Regions from separate parts of the Mus musculus genome. Here region 2 is linked to region 1. A link is a loop called in an ENCODE intact Hi-C map of the cell type or tissue named here. Cell type or tissue: heart. All regions are shown on one strand.

The links. A loop is a pair of places that touch in the nucleus more often than their neighbours do. Peaks named below come from ENCODE experiments on the same cell type or tissue, not always from the same donor. Only the 100,000 strongest peaks of a DNase experiment are listed, where the experiment ranks them.
Region 2: it touches region 1 in a loop (2.4-fold over the local background); 11 of 42 quality-filtered maps call a loop at or near these places.

The regions. Positions count from the first base shown.
Region 1 is chr5:52,511,656-52,519,655 of GRCm38, reverse strand. No RefSeq gene overlaps it. Among named protein-coding and RNA genes, the nearest start is that of Ccdc149, 44 kb to the right of the region's middle. In heart, a CTCF peak has its summit at 4,219 (motif pointing left); a DNase peak (open chromatin) is centred at 4,225; H3K4me3 peaks cover 1,121 bases; H3K27ac peaks cover 436 bases; H3K27me3 peaks cover 719 bases.
Region 2 is chr5:52,629,837-52,637,836 of GRCm38, reverse strand. No RefSeq gene overlaps it. Among named protein-coding and RNA genes, the nearest start is that of Gm30178, 10 kb to the right of the region's middle. In heart, a CTCF peak has its summit at 3,574 (motif pointing right); no DNase peak of the experiment used is centred here; H3K27ac peaks cover 185 bases.

The sequences.
Region 1 (8,000 bases):
AGCTGGAAAGAAGGAGCCAAGGATTTCCTCACTGGTCATGTTCTCTAAGCTTCAAAACGTGATCAGCCATCAGTAACCTGTGTGTGCCCACCAGGTGTGTGTGTGCGTACCTCTGCAGACAGGTATGTAGATATCATTTGAGATGCCTTGCATTGTACCCAAGTCACAGAGGTCCTCTGCAAAGAGGTACCTGACCTCACCTGGTCATTCTTTGCTGGGGTGCTGCTGTCTTCTGCATCCTTCTATGTGGAATTGGATTATAATAAGACTCTCAAGGGGTCAGAACCTGCACAAGTCCCTGCTGGGTACGCATCACCTCTAGGGGCATTCTGGTCAGTTTTAATGTCAACTTGCCACATGTTAGAATCACCTGCGTAGAGACCCTCACCCGAAGAACTGTCCCGACTGATGTGGGAAGACCCTCCCCAACTGTGGGAGGCACCTTTGGGTTGGAGCCCAGATCAAAATGGGTATTTCAGAAGGAAGCTTGTCTTCCTGCCTTTGGCTCCATTTGCCCAGTTGTAGCTGCTACCAAGCCCTCCATTGACAACAGAGCCAGTGTCCCCAAGTTTTCATGATGGAATAGGGACCAGTGGCTCTCCAGGAACTCCTGGGGCTTCCTTTGCCAGGTTGGGACTACAGATGTACTGAGCTGACAGGCTGAATAACTACCAGTTACACATACATGCAGGCACATACACATTCCCACCCCCACTCCCCCCACCCCTCTGCTCACATGATAGAGCCTGGATGGGCCCTGTTGGCCTGAGGATGCTACTCAAGAACTCAGTCTCCTTCATCTATTCCTATGACTGTCAACCTCATGGCTCCAAAGAGGCTGCACCACCCTAGCCTTTGTGCATTCCAAGCAGGAAAAGAGAGGAAGAATAAAGGGTTCCCTCCCCATCTCTTAGTGCCAGGACTCAAACATAGCATCCTTCCATGTGTAGACAAACACTTTGTCACAGAGACATGCCCAGCCCTTGTTTGTTTTTTGAGACAGTTTCTTGCTAGATAGCCCAGGCTGGCCCGGGGCTCACCAACCTTTGTTCTAGCATCCCGAGTGCTGGGATTGCAGGCATGTGTCTCTATGACTATCGTTTTTTTTAAAATATATATATTAGCAACAACACCCCCAGATCCTATGTAGTTGATTTCTGTGTATCCTTTTTCTTTCTTTTTTTCTTTTTGACAAAAATTAGATAACTCAGTCATCTAAGAATAAGGCTCTTTTAACGCAAGCCATCGGGTACCCAGCCAAGACTGTCAGTATGGAAGAGAGCTCAGATACTGGTGAGACCAAAACTGTGCAGACCATAGCAGCTGGATGCTATTTTGGCTCAAAGCCCCTTACCACACCCCACTGTCTAGACCAGCACTGTTCTATAAAATAGAGTACAAACCCCAAAGTACATTTGGGGTAAACTTGAATACATTAAAAACAGCAAAGAAGCTGGGTATGTCTGGCCCAGCACTTGGGGAGCCAAAGCAGTGGGTATGTAACTCAAGACTTGCTCTGTCTACATAGTGAGACCCAACTCAGAATAACCAAATAAACAAACAAAATGCAAAATGAATCTGAATTATTCTTTGGGTCTTATCTTTCATAATCTTATACAAAGTAGCAATGAGACACTGTCCCGGTTTGGATGGACAATGCCCACCCCCAATCCCAGGCTAATACATTTAAACACTTGTCAGTTGGTAGTGTTGGATTGTTTGGGTTTTGCAGAGGGCTGGAATGGGGGGTGGGAGTGAAGGGTAGGGGATGGGGCTGTAGTTAGGAGGTGGAGCCTAGCTAGAGGAAGTGAGTGTCCACTGGGTGGGTGGAGGCTTATAGACCACCCTGTTTCTTGTTCCCTCTCTGCCTCATTAGCTACCAAGAAGCCTCCTGATTCTGCTGCCATGGTGGAAACTGTCCCTGTAGCCATGCCTTCAATAGCATGGTGGACTGTGCCTTCAATATATGAGGCAAGCAAATCTTCCCTTCTGGTCTTATATTTACACATAGCAACAAGAAAAGCAGCTGACAACATCTGTGCGGGGATGTAACTTACTCCGTAGAATGTTCACAGAGCAAGCCCAAGGCCCTGGGCGGACACCCAACAAGGCGTAACCTGAATGCAGTGACCTCCTTCTATAATGGAACACAGTTGGGGTTGGGCTTGGATGTAGAGGTTCAAGGTCATCCTCAGCTACATGGCAAGTTTGAGGCTAGCCCTGACCAGCGATCCAGACTCAGGAAAGAAAAAGGAGCGTAACAAATACAGTACCTCTGCCCATATCCAGCAGCACCACTTACACTGCAATACATCCTAGTGGGATCAGTGGTCCCCTTTACTATACTCAGACACGTGGTGACCCTAGGCATCTGTGACCCCAGACACTGCACCAGGCACTACATCTACACTTGGGAAACTTGTTCTCAGTTGGATATTTGAATCCCTTTTCCCTCCATGGGAATGTACATTTCTAAGTATATATATATTTTTTACCGATATATTAATTGCATATTTTCATGAGGGTACAGTGTGACATTTCAGTCGTCAGGGTGATCAGCAGTATGTATCCTTCATCCCAGACAGCTACCATCTTCTTACCATTCCCACCCTCCCTGCCATCAGGGAAAGGGAGGGAGTTGAGGCTGTCATGTGACTGCAGTAGAGATATTGAACGTACAGACAGATCCCTGGAGGCAATCATACAGCACCCAGGACGAGGAAGGTCCCCGAAGATGAAGAAGTGCCCCATTCCAGGACTATTACTGCTATTGTTGGGAGCTTTGCTTTGGTGCTGGAGAAGAGCTCAAAATGGTGCCCGATTTACAGGAAAAGCCTAAAGATGGCAGTGGTCACTGTTACAGTCAGCTATACAGCTGTGTCCTAAAACCACGCCCACATGCATGCATGAACAAATTCATTACAATAAGGTACACAGGTGGGTTCTATGGCTAGTGTGTATTGTGGGTATATACCTATTCGAAGGTGGATGTTTGAGTCTGTAGGGGACTATACCTGCTTTTAGGATATCTGTATACTTATTTCACAGGTCCTCAAATGTACTTTGTAAGTAAGAAATTAAATATTACAACTCCTTTCTACAATTGAGTAAACCAAGCCAGAGAAATCGAACTGCCTGCTCCTGTTCCCACAGCCAGCCTGGCCTCAGAGACTCCTGTCACCCCCCATGGACAGAGATCGTGCATAAACAGCAATTCTGGGGCAACAGGTGTCTATCCTGGGAGTCTGCTCTTAATCTCATCGCCAACACCTGCCACGCCCATCCGGCGGGAAGAACCAGTCTCGGCATCTCAGGGCTCCTCCTGTCCTGGAAACCGGCTGCAGCCAGCCACAAAGAGAAACGTGGAGCGGCAATTGCCGCCTCAACAATGACAAGTGATGAGGCACAATAGGAGGATCGGGCCTGTAATCAGCTTCAAGCTATACTTAGCTATTTACGAGTCCTGCAGCTCGCTCCAGAGCGTGTGAGAGAAGCGCACACCCTCGGCCCAGCGCTTGCTCATCACCGCTGCGCACCATGCGGAAAAGGACCCCTTTGTGACAGCGCCACAAATTACAGCCCAGGCAATCTGAGTTTCAGTTGGTGGATTCTTCTCTCTCCTAAAAGAAAAATCTGTGTTAAGCTTAATTACAGTCTGTCATTACCCGCAATCTTATAATGATCCAAAGTCCCAGGCAAAATGATAATAATAAAAAAGGAAAAGTGAGCGAGGATCAATTCAAATACGAATAGAAAAGATCTAGACAAACGCTGGGGAAGGGAGGTGATGGGGCATTATTCAGAAACAATCGGGAATGAAGACCAGCATCTCCGGAGGTAAACACTTGTTCCGGCTCCATTGTCTGTGTACCAGGCGCAGGGCTCAGCGCTAACTTTCCTCATTCTTGGCATCTTGAATCCCGTCGCTCTGACATTCGCCTTATAAAATGTAGGGAGCAGCTCCTGGGATATGGGAATGCCCATCATCAAAAGACCTAGTTGTAATAGGACAACATCTCTCGCATCCTAAGAAGGATGCCTGAACAGACTGAAAGTGTTCGCTGATTGCGTTCATCTTATGGCAAGAAAAAGGTGGGCAAGGCATAGGGGGAGGTTGACCGACGACACCTTTTAAACCAAGTTTTCTTTTGTCAGTTTTTACTGACCCACGGTGGCTTCCTTCTCAGTTCTAGAAGTCCACTGAGTGCGCCCTCTTGTGGCCGCATAGGAAGTGAAAATGATCTCGTCCCTCCACCCCTCTGCTGAGTAAGTGGGGGCCTAAGCTGATGGAGTTTGAGACTGGGTGCCAAAGAATGGGCAATCAAAAGGTCTCAGAAAGACAAGCCAATCTTCCTGGAACCGGGGTGTGTTCTGGACTCCACAGAACTTTTTGAGACCATGTAGATGTCAAAAGAAATCTTTTCCTGTACTGTTTATCAAATATCTGGAAACAATTATCCCATAGTGCATATATATATATATATATATATATTTGGTTTTTCGAGATAGGGTTTCTCTGTGTAGCCATGGCTGTCCTGGAGCTCACTCTGTAGACCAGGTTGACCTTGAACTCAGAAATTCACCTGCCTCTGCCTCCCAAGTGCTGGGATTAAAGGCGTGTGCCACCATGCCTGGCTATAAAATAATTCTTGATTATTTCCTACATACTGCTTATGAGAATTTCTTACCTGTCAAGAAAAAGTGTAGGGACCTGTTACAGTGAGACTATGAGTAGGAATTCCATCTTGGGGACTAAACATCAACGCACTGGAGTCATGTCTTACTTTTCCATGACCAAGGCATCCTATAGAAGAAAGACTTCTAGGGGTTTTACAGTTCCAGAGGGTTAGAATTCACAATCCTCGTGGTAGGGAGCATGATGGCAGGCAGGCAGGCAGGCAGGCAGGCAGGCAGGCAGGCAGGCAGGCAGACAGGCAAGGCATAGGAGCAGTAGCCAAGAACTGATATCCTGACCCACAAGCGTGAGGAACAGGGAGTGACTAGAGTCTTTCGAAACTCAAAGCCTACCCCCAGTGACCATACCTCTTCTAATGAGAGCCACATGTCCTAATCCTTCCAAAATAGTCTTACTAAGTGAAGTATTCAAATGTCACCTATGAGGAGCGACAGTCTCATTCCAACCACCCCTTTTACTTTCTGGATCCCACAGACTCTTGGCAATATCATAATACAAAATAGTCAAACTTCAAGACTCTCCATAGTCTTTTACTGTGTCAACACTGTTTAAAAGACTCAAGGTAACTGTAACACCCTCCCCCCCGTAAAATCTGCATAGTTCTAACATACAGTGACATAGTATGCATTACCATTCCAAACAAGGAAGAAAGGAGGGGCTGTTAGGAAATATGGAACCAAAGGAGAACCAAAACCCAGCAGGGCACACTGAATCCTGTAGCTCCATGCCTGATGTCCAAGGCTCCACTCTTCCATCTTTGCTGACTGTAACATACTTTTCTCTTGGGCTGGGTCCACAGACTATCTGCAGCTCTCCTTGATAGATATCCCAAGGCTCGGGCCCCTCTGGCCCCTCTGGCACCTCAGGGTCTCTAACACAATGTGGGCTTTACTTTCCCGTCTTCTTACAGTGGCCTCTCTGAGCTGCCAGACAGGACTCCATTGCTACACACCTGACTCCAGCAGCCCCCCTTAACCTCTCAGGATTCCACAGCTCCCCTACTTGCGTATTCTTCATGGTTATGATGCCGGAGTCACCTGCCTGACGCTTCAAGTTTGAGGCCAAGTTCAGCCATCTAGGCGGGCCTGATGGAGCTTGGCCCCCTCTTTGAATTACATTTGCATATGCCTTACTGTGTTGTTGCTTTTTAGAGGCAGGAGATTCTCTAGGCTTTGTTTTTTATAAGTTGGAGGCTTAGCTTGTGGGGTGCTGCCCTGAGGGCTCCCCTACTTTATTCCATGTCATAGCGGGTCTCTCCAGACCTCTTACATTACATCTCCCGGCGCTCTTCTTCACTCCAAACTGTACATTTGATATTTATTTTTGTCCAACCTGTTCCTTTTTTTTTTTAATTGTAGAATTGCATAAGAGTAGTTACCAATTACTATACGAAAGAGTCAGTGTTAGGCTGTCTTGAAATTTTCTTTGCCAAGGAAATTACTCCAGGATTTTTCAACTTAGCCATAGATAGATTCTTAGAATATGGGGGTGGGTAGGAATGGGGGTAATCAGCTACATCCAAAATACCACAAAAATGATTTCTACCCCAGTTGTCAATATTGCCCCCTTCTGAAGCCTCCACGGTTCACATTGTTGGACCCACAGCAGACTCAAATCCTCCTTTAGGATGCTTTGCTGGGGTGGCCTTTAGGTTATAAAGAGAGATTAGCCACTAGCCTGTGTGTTTCCTCACTTTTTCACCCCTACACTCTGGCTGCAGAAAGAAATGATGGCTTGAAATTTTAAAATTTCTTAGTTTACTCATGTAAACCAAGCTGTGTTTCCTGACTTCCAAGTCTCAGAGAGTCTATTTGGTTGTGAGAAAAACTTTAGGGAAGGAATGACTTAAAAATTAATTACCTTGCAAAAGCCAGAAAACTCAGCCAAACTATTTTTTAAAAATACGCAAAATGTGTAGGGGCAGATAAATGAGAATTCTAGATTTAGGCTTCAGGGAAGGCTTGCTCCAGCAGATCAGGACACTTGTCAAGGGCTTTGCATTTCTCCTTGTCTTCTGTGGTGTAGCAGACACCATCTGGAACTTTCCTAAAGATCACTTGCCTTCATAATCAAGGTTCCCGGCATTCCTTTGCCCCAGGGCATCCTCTGTCCCCAGAGGTAAATACAATAAGCTGAAAATACCAGAAAGTAAATGTCCTCAGATTGCCTCTCCACCTCAGGGAATAAAATTTAGTGAATAAATACCTCTGCTATCAGTCCTCAATGGGACAATTATGAGCTGTGATTTGCACTGTTTTTCTCAAAGTGTCCCCCAAGGACTGAGCCCTCAGTGCCCACAGGAGGCTTCGAATTCCCCTCTCAAGGTTCCTGTCTTTCTCCTGTCTCACTTCTTCACACTGGTTCAGTACCTCCTGCCATCCTGCCCCGACTGCTCCCTGGGGCATTCACACTCAAGTCTCTTTCTCTGTTCCAGGATGACTGGGATTGGACACAGTCTCTCCAAAGGGCTCTGATTAACTCATCAGGATCTCTTTGAGCACAGCGTATCTTAAAAAGAACTGAACGGGGACTGGCAAGATGGTTGGGTAGATAAAGGTAGTGAAGACCGGAGTTTGATTCTTGGGATCTGCATGGTAAGAGGAGAAGGAGAACTGACATAACCAGTCAATTACCGAGCCGTCGATTCGGCAGGAACTGATGTGGGGGAAAGGTACTGGCTCAGTAACTGGCCTAGGGTGAGTGACCTCCATCCCTCACCTCTCTTTTAATTTCTTCAGTCTCAGCGTCTCCCTCCTTCCCTTTCTTGTCTTTGGGTTCTCATAACAGAACATGGGATCCCGAGTCCTTTATACATACAGAAATTTGCTTCTCACAGTTCTGTGGCCTGGGAAGTCCAAGACTAAGGCACTGGAGCCGGGTGAGGGCCCTCCAGCTGTATCCTTGTGTGGAGGAGAGGCAAAGCAGATAGCAAAGTACCTTGAGAAAGGCCTTGCTTCAGTCCTGTGACTCTAGAGAACACTTACATGGGCCATATTCAGAAGGTGAGATGCTAGCTCGGTCCCCTCTTAAGAGGCCCAGCTCTTTGTTTTTGAAACAGGGTTTCTCTGTATAGTCCTGGCTGTCCTAGACCTTGTTCTGAAGACCAGGCTATCCTTGAACCCACAAAAATCTGCCTGCCTTTGTGTGCCCAGCCTGAAACCCAGTTCTCCTTCCTTCCTTCCTTCCTTCCTTCCTTCCTTCCTTCCTTCCTTCCTTCCTTCCTTCCTTCCTTTCTTTCTTTCTTCCTTTCTTTCTTTCTTTCTTTCTTTCTTTCTTTCTTTCTTTCTTTCTTTCTTTTCAAGAC
Region 2 (8,000 bases), 120 kb before region 1:
TCTTACCTTCAAGGGCAGCTATAGCCTGTCAAGCCAAAGTCATTGGGTAGTGTCTGAACATGGCTGTGCTATAAGACTATCCCCCCCCGCTGTGTATACCTCCTACCAGGTGCACTCACTTGTGTGCAAGTGTGGAAGTCAGAGGTCGTCTTTGGCTATCTTTCTCTATCACACTCCACGTTATGTTTGAGACAGGGCCTGTCCCTGAACCTGTAGCTTGCTATTTTGACTAGACTGGTTGGCCGGCTAGCTCTTGGTATCCTCGCCTGGTCTCCTCTCTTGGTGCTACCATGCGCAGCTTTTATGTGGATTCTGAGGATCTGAACAGCAAACACATTACTCAATGAGCCATTTCCCAACCCTTAGTCTGGCATCAGTTTGTGAGTTATGATTTTAAAATCCCAATTGCTATTTTCAAACATGTGTCAAGACTTGAGGTTTAACACATTTTTTTAATAAGTGACCCATAGACCCCGAATGAGAGCAAGATCATCCAAACGGAGAATCTCTACAAAGGCTTTCTGTCATGGTCAAATAATAACTACAACGTGAGAGGACACCTTCACCCTTAACCTGCCACGGAGTGCCAGAGTGGCTCGCTTAGGGTTTTAGTGTCAACTTGATACAACCTCGAGTCACCCGGGAAGAGGGAACTTTAACTGTAGAGTTGTCTCCATCAGATTGGCATGTGGCCATGTCTGTGAGGGACTGTCTTGATGGTGAGGGGCTCAGGCCACTGTGGGTAGCACCATTTGTAGGTGGGTGGGCCTGGGCTATATTAGAAAGTGAGCAGAGAGTGAGCTAGCAACCACCATTCCTCTGTGGTTTCTGCTTGAATTCCTGCCCCTTCTGTCCTCCATGACAGACTGTGGTTAGAAGCCTAAGATGAAATAAACTCTTCCCGTAGATTGCTTTAGGTCAGAGGGTTTTATCACCACAGCAGGAAAGCAAACTAGATCACTAAGCGACCTGACCTTCCGAAAGCTAACTTTTGACTCATCTGAAAGGATAACAAGACCTCCCGGGACTGAGATAAACATCCAGTGAAATTTTATGTGTGGGAAGTGGCTGGGGGAGGGAGGATGGATATGTAGCCCCTGGTCTGATAGGAGCTATCACTGAATGGTTGGTAACACAACACACCAAAAATGGAAAAGATCTTTAATGAAATAGCATCGGAAATGGGCTTTATGCAGTGCAGCTGTGTTGGCTTGGTATTTATCACATCCTATCTATCGCAATAAAAACCGAGACTGCAGCTATGGGAGATGAGCCTCGGTCTCGGAGCTGCCCTTCCTCCTGCTTCTTGCCTCCTACCGATGGATTTTCTTCTTTGTCTTAAGGCTTTTTTTTTTTTTTTTCCTTTTGGTGCTGTTAAAAACACAGATGCCTCCGGAAACAGATAACTGCTTATTCTTATCAGTTAAGGACGTCTTAGTTGGGGAGAGTTTATCAGATGTTCCTGAAGAATAGGCTTAAAAAAAAAAAAGCCAAACTTTAGCATAGAAACTTTCAAAATCTCCCAGAAAGCCATCTAGTGCCTGCTGCTCCAAGTGCCCAGCCGCACTTCCTGCCTGTGTAATTGACGCCTACCAAGTTCCACCTTGTTTCACTGGTCTCACTAACCACACCTCTGGTTGCAGAGTACATTGGAGATATTTGTGGGTGGGGCTCAGACCCAATCAGACATGGCCCCCAGGTGAGGGAATACTGGGCCCCCACCCCCAGAGGCTGAACCTAAGGTCTTGTGTGCACTTAATACATGCTCGATTACTGAGATATCCCCCCCCCCCCAGCCCTCTTGTGATTTTGAGACAGGGTCTGCTAAGTTGCCCAGGCTAAACTTGAATTCATTCTGCACCCCATTCTGTTCAGGTCCATGAACTTGGACCCCAAGCTCTTGGATAATCGTAGACTTCCAATGTCAGTTCTAATAGGATCTCTGTAGGGTTGTGTGGTAGCAGTTGTCCTAGCTACAGAGATAACCTTTGTTCTGAAATGTGTGGAAGGTGAATGGCGCTATGTCAGGCTTCACGGGCAGTGGAACCTCTATATCTTAACAGTTAGTTGTTCAGAGGGGAAGAGAGGCAAAAAGCTATGCCTGGGAAACATGAGAGGAGGGAGTGGGCTGGCCTGCGGAAAGAACCCTTCCTGATGTCTCCTGGTCAAATAGAGAGATAGGAGAGAGAGAGAGAGAGCGAGAGAGAGAGAGAGAGAGAGAGAGAGAGAGAGAGAGAGAGAGAGAGAGAGGAGCTTGTAGCTTCTGATCAGACCAAAGCTGATGATATTCTCCACTCTCTTCAAACAACTTGCTCATAACCTGACCTATGGGACGGAAGCCAGAGTACTGGAGTTCAGTCTCTAGGATCCACAGGAAACGCTGAGTGTGGAAGCACGTGCTTGTAACCCAGCACTGGGAAGCCAGAGACAGGAGGCTCCCTGAGGCTTGCTGGCTAGCCACTATAGTCCACTTGCTGAGTCCCCGGTGCAGTGGGATACCCCCATGTCAAAGGAAGTGGACTGGTAGGTCGGAATGATCCCAACAGTTGTCTTCTGACTTCTACATGCACCAGCTACACATGCACAGAGCGAGGAAGAATAAGAGCAGAAGCAAACACAATCAGAACCTCCCTTTGGAAGAGTTTGCCTGGACAAAATTCAGGATCCTTGGGTATCTGTGAGCCTCCTGGAATTCCCCAGGTAAGAAACCAGATGTAGAGAACTCTTCAAAGCTGCCTATGTGAGAGGTTCGAACAGAGGCTGGTCCTGAAGGCTGGGGCTACTCATGGGTCATGTCTGGGGCCTGAGAGGGCGCAGAAACCCAGAACACCTTTCTGGCCTTGGCCTTTCCTTTCCTGTGAACTGCATCCTTCTATGTGTTCTTCAGCTTCTGCTGTCCCCACTCGATGCCATCACCGTCCACTTGCCTGGAGACTCACCTCTTCCTAGGGGACCGGATACCCTGGGAGGGGGGAAGGGGACAGGACAGAAGCCTTTTGAACAATGACTTCTGCTGTTGTTGAAGCCCAGTGGAAAATGTGCCCGCTTTTATTTACTAATGCAAAGCAAATGGACCTTTTAACACTGGGAAATCAGCATTTTTGGTGTGCATTTATGATCATTGTCTATTTTCTGTTTATTTCCATCTATTTGCAGCCACTGGGTTTTGGGGCCAAGTTGGTTTCCGCGCCAGTCCCTACGGGGGAGAAAAAGGGAAATAAAGTAGAACTCATAACCAACCACACTGCGCATAGAGCATCCCCACAGAGTCCGGAGCTTCCTAGGCATGAAATTGACTGACGCAGGGAGGCAGCAGGTGTGGGGACACATGCCACTTGCTGCTTTCTTTTTGTTTTTTTTTTTTTTTTCCCACTGTGTTTATAATCAGTGAATGGCTCTGGATGTTTAAATGGTTCCCTAATACTGACGGAGAGTGGATGCCATTACAACCTGAACTTGTATTGCCACGCAGATGGTGGGGAGAAACATCCAATTGGGCACACAGCTTTGTCTGTTTCACTTTTAAAAGATCAGCAGAGTGTCAGACATCCGTGATGCCAGCAGGGGGCGCGTGGGGGAGGGGAGCAGAGCACCTCTGTCGCTGTCCTTCAGACTACATACATATCAAGGAGGGAAGGTGCCACCGCAGCCTCCCCTGTGAGGAGGGGAGTTCACAGCAGCATCTGTGACTTCCCCCTCACAGGATCCAAACCTGTCCCCATGACATGTGACTTGTAAGTTTTGGAGATACCTCCCCCTAACTCCTTGCAAACTGATCCCACCCCAAACACACCTGGGGACGTGGGGTGTGCTTCACATCTCGAACATCTTCAAGCATGGCAGCGCCCTCTACACCAGCTGCCACCTCCCACTCCCACCTGTTCCTCAGATTGCTGCCTTCTTGTGGTTCGCTCCTTCACTCCATTTTGTGGGATCTCAGCAGTTCTATTCTCCCCACTGTCGCTAGAAGCTATGACATCAAAGCTAACTCTGGAAGTCACCTTCACCAGGTTTGAAACAACAGAATGACATGTTGTGAATCTGAGCAGAAAGAGCAGGGTGACGAGTCAGAGACCCTTCCTAGTCCCTTAAGGTCACCCCAGGAGTAAGTCTCCATTGAGAAACCCACACCCATACTTGGGGGGGGGTGTTTTATACTCCCCTCACTCCCTGCTCAGCACCCCTCTCTCTGTTAACCTGATACTTGAATCTGTATTAAAATATCTTAATAAATCCAGCTCTGCTTTAAGAAATTTAAAAAATCACCTGAGGGAGGAAGCCCATCCCCTGAAAGAGAGCCAAGGTTGAGAACACACTCCAGGTCACTTCTGGGTTGGGACATTGATCCCAAGAGTCAGCGTTGATGAAGCAGTGCTTAGTGGAGGGAGAATGGAGGTGAGTGCCGGCGCTCACCCTCTGTTGTTTAAATGGGATGTTTCCCTTTGTCTAGAGTGCTTGGATACTTGGTCCCCCATTGGTGGCACTGTTCAGTTGGTCCCCAGTTGGTGGCACAGTTCAGATAGGTTTAGGACTGTGACCTTGCTAGGGAAAAGTGTGTCCTTGGGTATGGGTTTTGAGAGCATAAAGACTTGTACTATTTCTAGTTTGTCCTTTGCTTGTGGTGCCAGAAGTGAGCTCCCACCCCCACCCCAACCCCCTCCCCCGCTTCAGGCCTTTGCTCTGCCATCATGGACTCTATCCCTGTGGCACTAGAAGCCCAAATAAACTCTTCCTTCTATAAATCGCCCTGGTCATGGTGTTTTGTAACAGCTACAGGGAAGTAACTAATGCAGCTAGCTAGCTGTTTCTTTTCCTTCCGTTTGGGGCCCACAGCCCATGGAATGTATTAGGAAGGGTCTTCCCATCTCAACCTAACCTCGAAACTTCCTCATAGTCATGTTTAGAAGGTTGTCTCCTAGGTGGTTCTCTGTCCTGTCTCGTTGACAGTCTCCTCTGCCACAGTCTGTTTTACTGACATATCATACAGAGCAGGGCAGCACTCGCTCACCTCACCTCTTCCGACTGGCTTCTTTCTTTTCCAATTATAAAGGTGCCTCCCACACTGGCATCTCCTGACATCTTGTGACCTGTGGTGGGCTGGGCTTCAAGTACCACCTTAATTTTGCAGAGATGTTGGGTAGAGGCTGTGCTATCCTGTTTTCTCTTGCTATAAAGAAATAGCCAAGACTGGGTAATTCATTAGAAATAGTTTGGTCCAGTACTAAAGATGGGGATATCTTAAGAATAAGCATAGCACCAGCATCACTTGGCACTTCTATCCAGGATGAAAAGCATGTACAAGAGACGCAGCATGTAGCTTGCATTTGTGTTCACTCACCCAGGTCTAGAGACCTCTAAAGAGTACACTCCCAGGCAACAGCTCCTCTTGAAGGTACCCACTTCTACCTTGTATCCCAGCATTACTAGAGGCTAACGAGTTTTTACTGTGATTCCCAATGGGCACAAACCCCTTTCATACCGTGAGTAGTGAGCCCTGGTCTCAGGCTGACTCTGGCCTTGGAGTTTCTCTTAGAAATATTGGAATTCAGGGTTAAGATCTGGTGCTTTGGGGCAGTATTGTCTGAAGATGTGGTGGTGGCAGATTTGAGGCCACCCTGCTGTAACCATCTGAGAGAGTCACAATCTAGAGATGAAGGAACCCAGGACATCCCAGTGAAACTTTAGACATTGATGCTGAAAGAAGTCTCGTTATAGCAGTTTCCTCTAACGTTAAAAAACCTTCCATTGTGGAGGGAAACTTCTTAAGACAGGATATAAAGGGAAAGTTAAATGACAGGCTATTTTAGGACAGGGTATTTATAAGGAAGTGAAACAACACGACATTCTAGGAGGGGAAAGTGAAGCACTCCATCCTGCAGGAAAGCTCTGGTAAAATAGGAAGCAAACAACACCAAAAATAGCTTCAGGAAGTCCCTGAAACTGACCAGATTCACTAGTTTCCCTCAAAGTAGATTAGTAAAGACTGCTTCAAGTCACTTCCTGTGGTGGTTTAAATGAGAATGGCCTTCACCTGCTCATATGTTTGAATGCTTAGCCCCTCATGGGTGGACTGCAATGATCGCAATCGCAAAGACTAGCCAAGCAACCTGGAAGAGATAGGGTCTAGTTGAGCTGAACCAGAAGGGGCACTGACCAACTGAGCTGCCTGAAAGGACTTTCTCCAGTCTATTTGTGGGGAGCAGGTGTGGCGGTAGTCCCAAGATGGCGCCCGAGACTGCAGCCAAGTCTTATGACTTGCACCTGACTTCCTCATATACCCGAAAATAAGCCACGTCCATCGTGAGAGCTGCGCAGGCGCACCATGATGCAAGATCAGGCCATTTGACGGAAGCCAATGAACTGAGATTTACTCAGACTGGGCTGATGGGGTGTGGTTGAGGGGTTGTATAAGGGATTGCGATTGGAGGATAGAGAGATTCCTGCTTGAAGAGAGATTCCTGTTTGCATGATAGAGAGATTCCTGCTTGCATGTTGAAATGTTCCTGAATGAACTGCTTTGAGAAGAACGTAGTGTCATCGCTCTTTTCTGCTGGTTGGAATAGGAAGCGACATCTATTGAACTGCCTATAGTCTGTACAGTGTAGTCCAGGTATTTAGCTATTGTGAGTGGTCACCCATGCTAGGGTGGCTTTGTTGAGGTAGCTGTCTTTGAGTCATCTCTGCTTCTGTAAATACCCCATCACCTATATTCCTGTAACCTCAGTAAAACTCACTGGTTCACTAAACTGGACTGTGGTGGTAGCCATGCTTTTGTCTGTCATGACTCTCTATCTAGGCTGAGTAGATCAGAGTGTAGCATCTCCCCAAGAGAAGCTAGTCCCACAACATGCTCTCTCATGGTTCTCAGAAGTCACACAACACTTCTCAATTTTTTTTTCCAGTCACTTAAAAGCATCAAGCCCATTCTCAGCTCATGGGCCATCTAAAAGTAGGTATCTTGCTGAATCTTGCCAGTGGGCTAAGCTGGTTCGGTCATCTGTCCAACATGTCATCTTAAGCAGGTCCCATGATTTAGCCTTGAGGTCCTTGGCTTCAAGACTGAGCACAGCCCAGATTGCTTCAGACCTCTGGGACAGGAAAACCAAAAGCAGTGACTCAGATGTAGCCCCAGGATATGGGTGGAACTGATTAGACAACACTTAGTTCATCTGAATTGTTTGTCCTCCCCAAATCCACAGATGGGACCTCCTGGCTCCTCTAGATACCTCAGCCTTTCACACTTCTGGTGCTTATGGAAAGGCAAGGGGGACATCCCAGCATGCCCTCAGCTCAGAAATTACTGCCTTTTCTTACCAAAGATGAGCTTTTAAAGATACCTCGAGGGACAAGAGAGGCCCCAGTGACACATTGTACCTGCTGACATGGAAGGAACGCCTACACTCTGATCTCACTCTTCCCATCTATGGAAGCAAGATCTAGGCATGAGTTCTCTCCAAGAATGACCCAGCCCTGATGCCTCATGTACCAAGGAACTTACTGACATATGGAGTTCACGTCTGCACTGTTCTTGCCAGGCCAACCTGAGGTGTTTCCTCTCCTCTGCAGGTATCATCTTCATGAGAAAGTAATTTTATACTTCGACTTCCTCCTCTGTAATGTGGCGTGCTGACGTTTTCTACAGTGAAGTGCTGAGGGGCATCGGGTGCAGTGGCCTGCTTCCACAGCGGGTGTGATGCTCCCAGTGCCTCCTTAGCCCACATCTCAGCTTCTGGACAAACTGATGGTGTGGGAGTTGACTTGGATACACACACACACACATATACATGCACATGAATGCTCACACACGCACGCACGCGAGCACACACACACACGCACACGCACACGTGCACGCACACGCACACGCACTTCCCATTCCTGAAGACTGAAGAGGATGGGAACTGTAGAAATCTCTGCTCCCAGCTCCCACAGAGTTCAGTCCCAGGCCAGGGTCAAGTTCAGAGACCGTGATTGCAGGCCCAGACTGTATGCAGAAGGGGCTG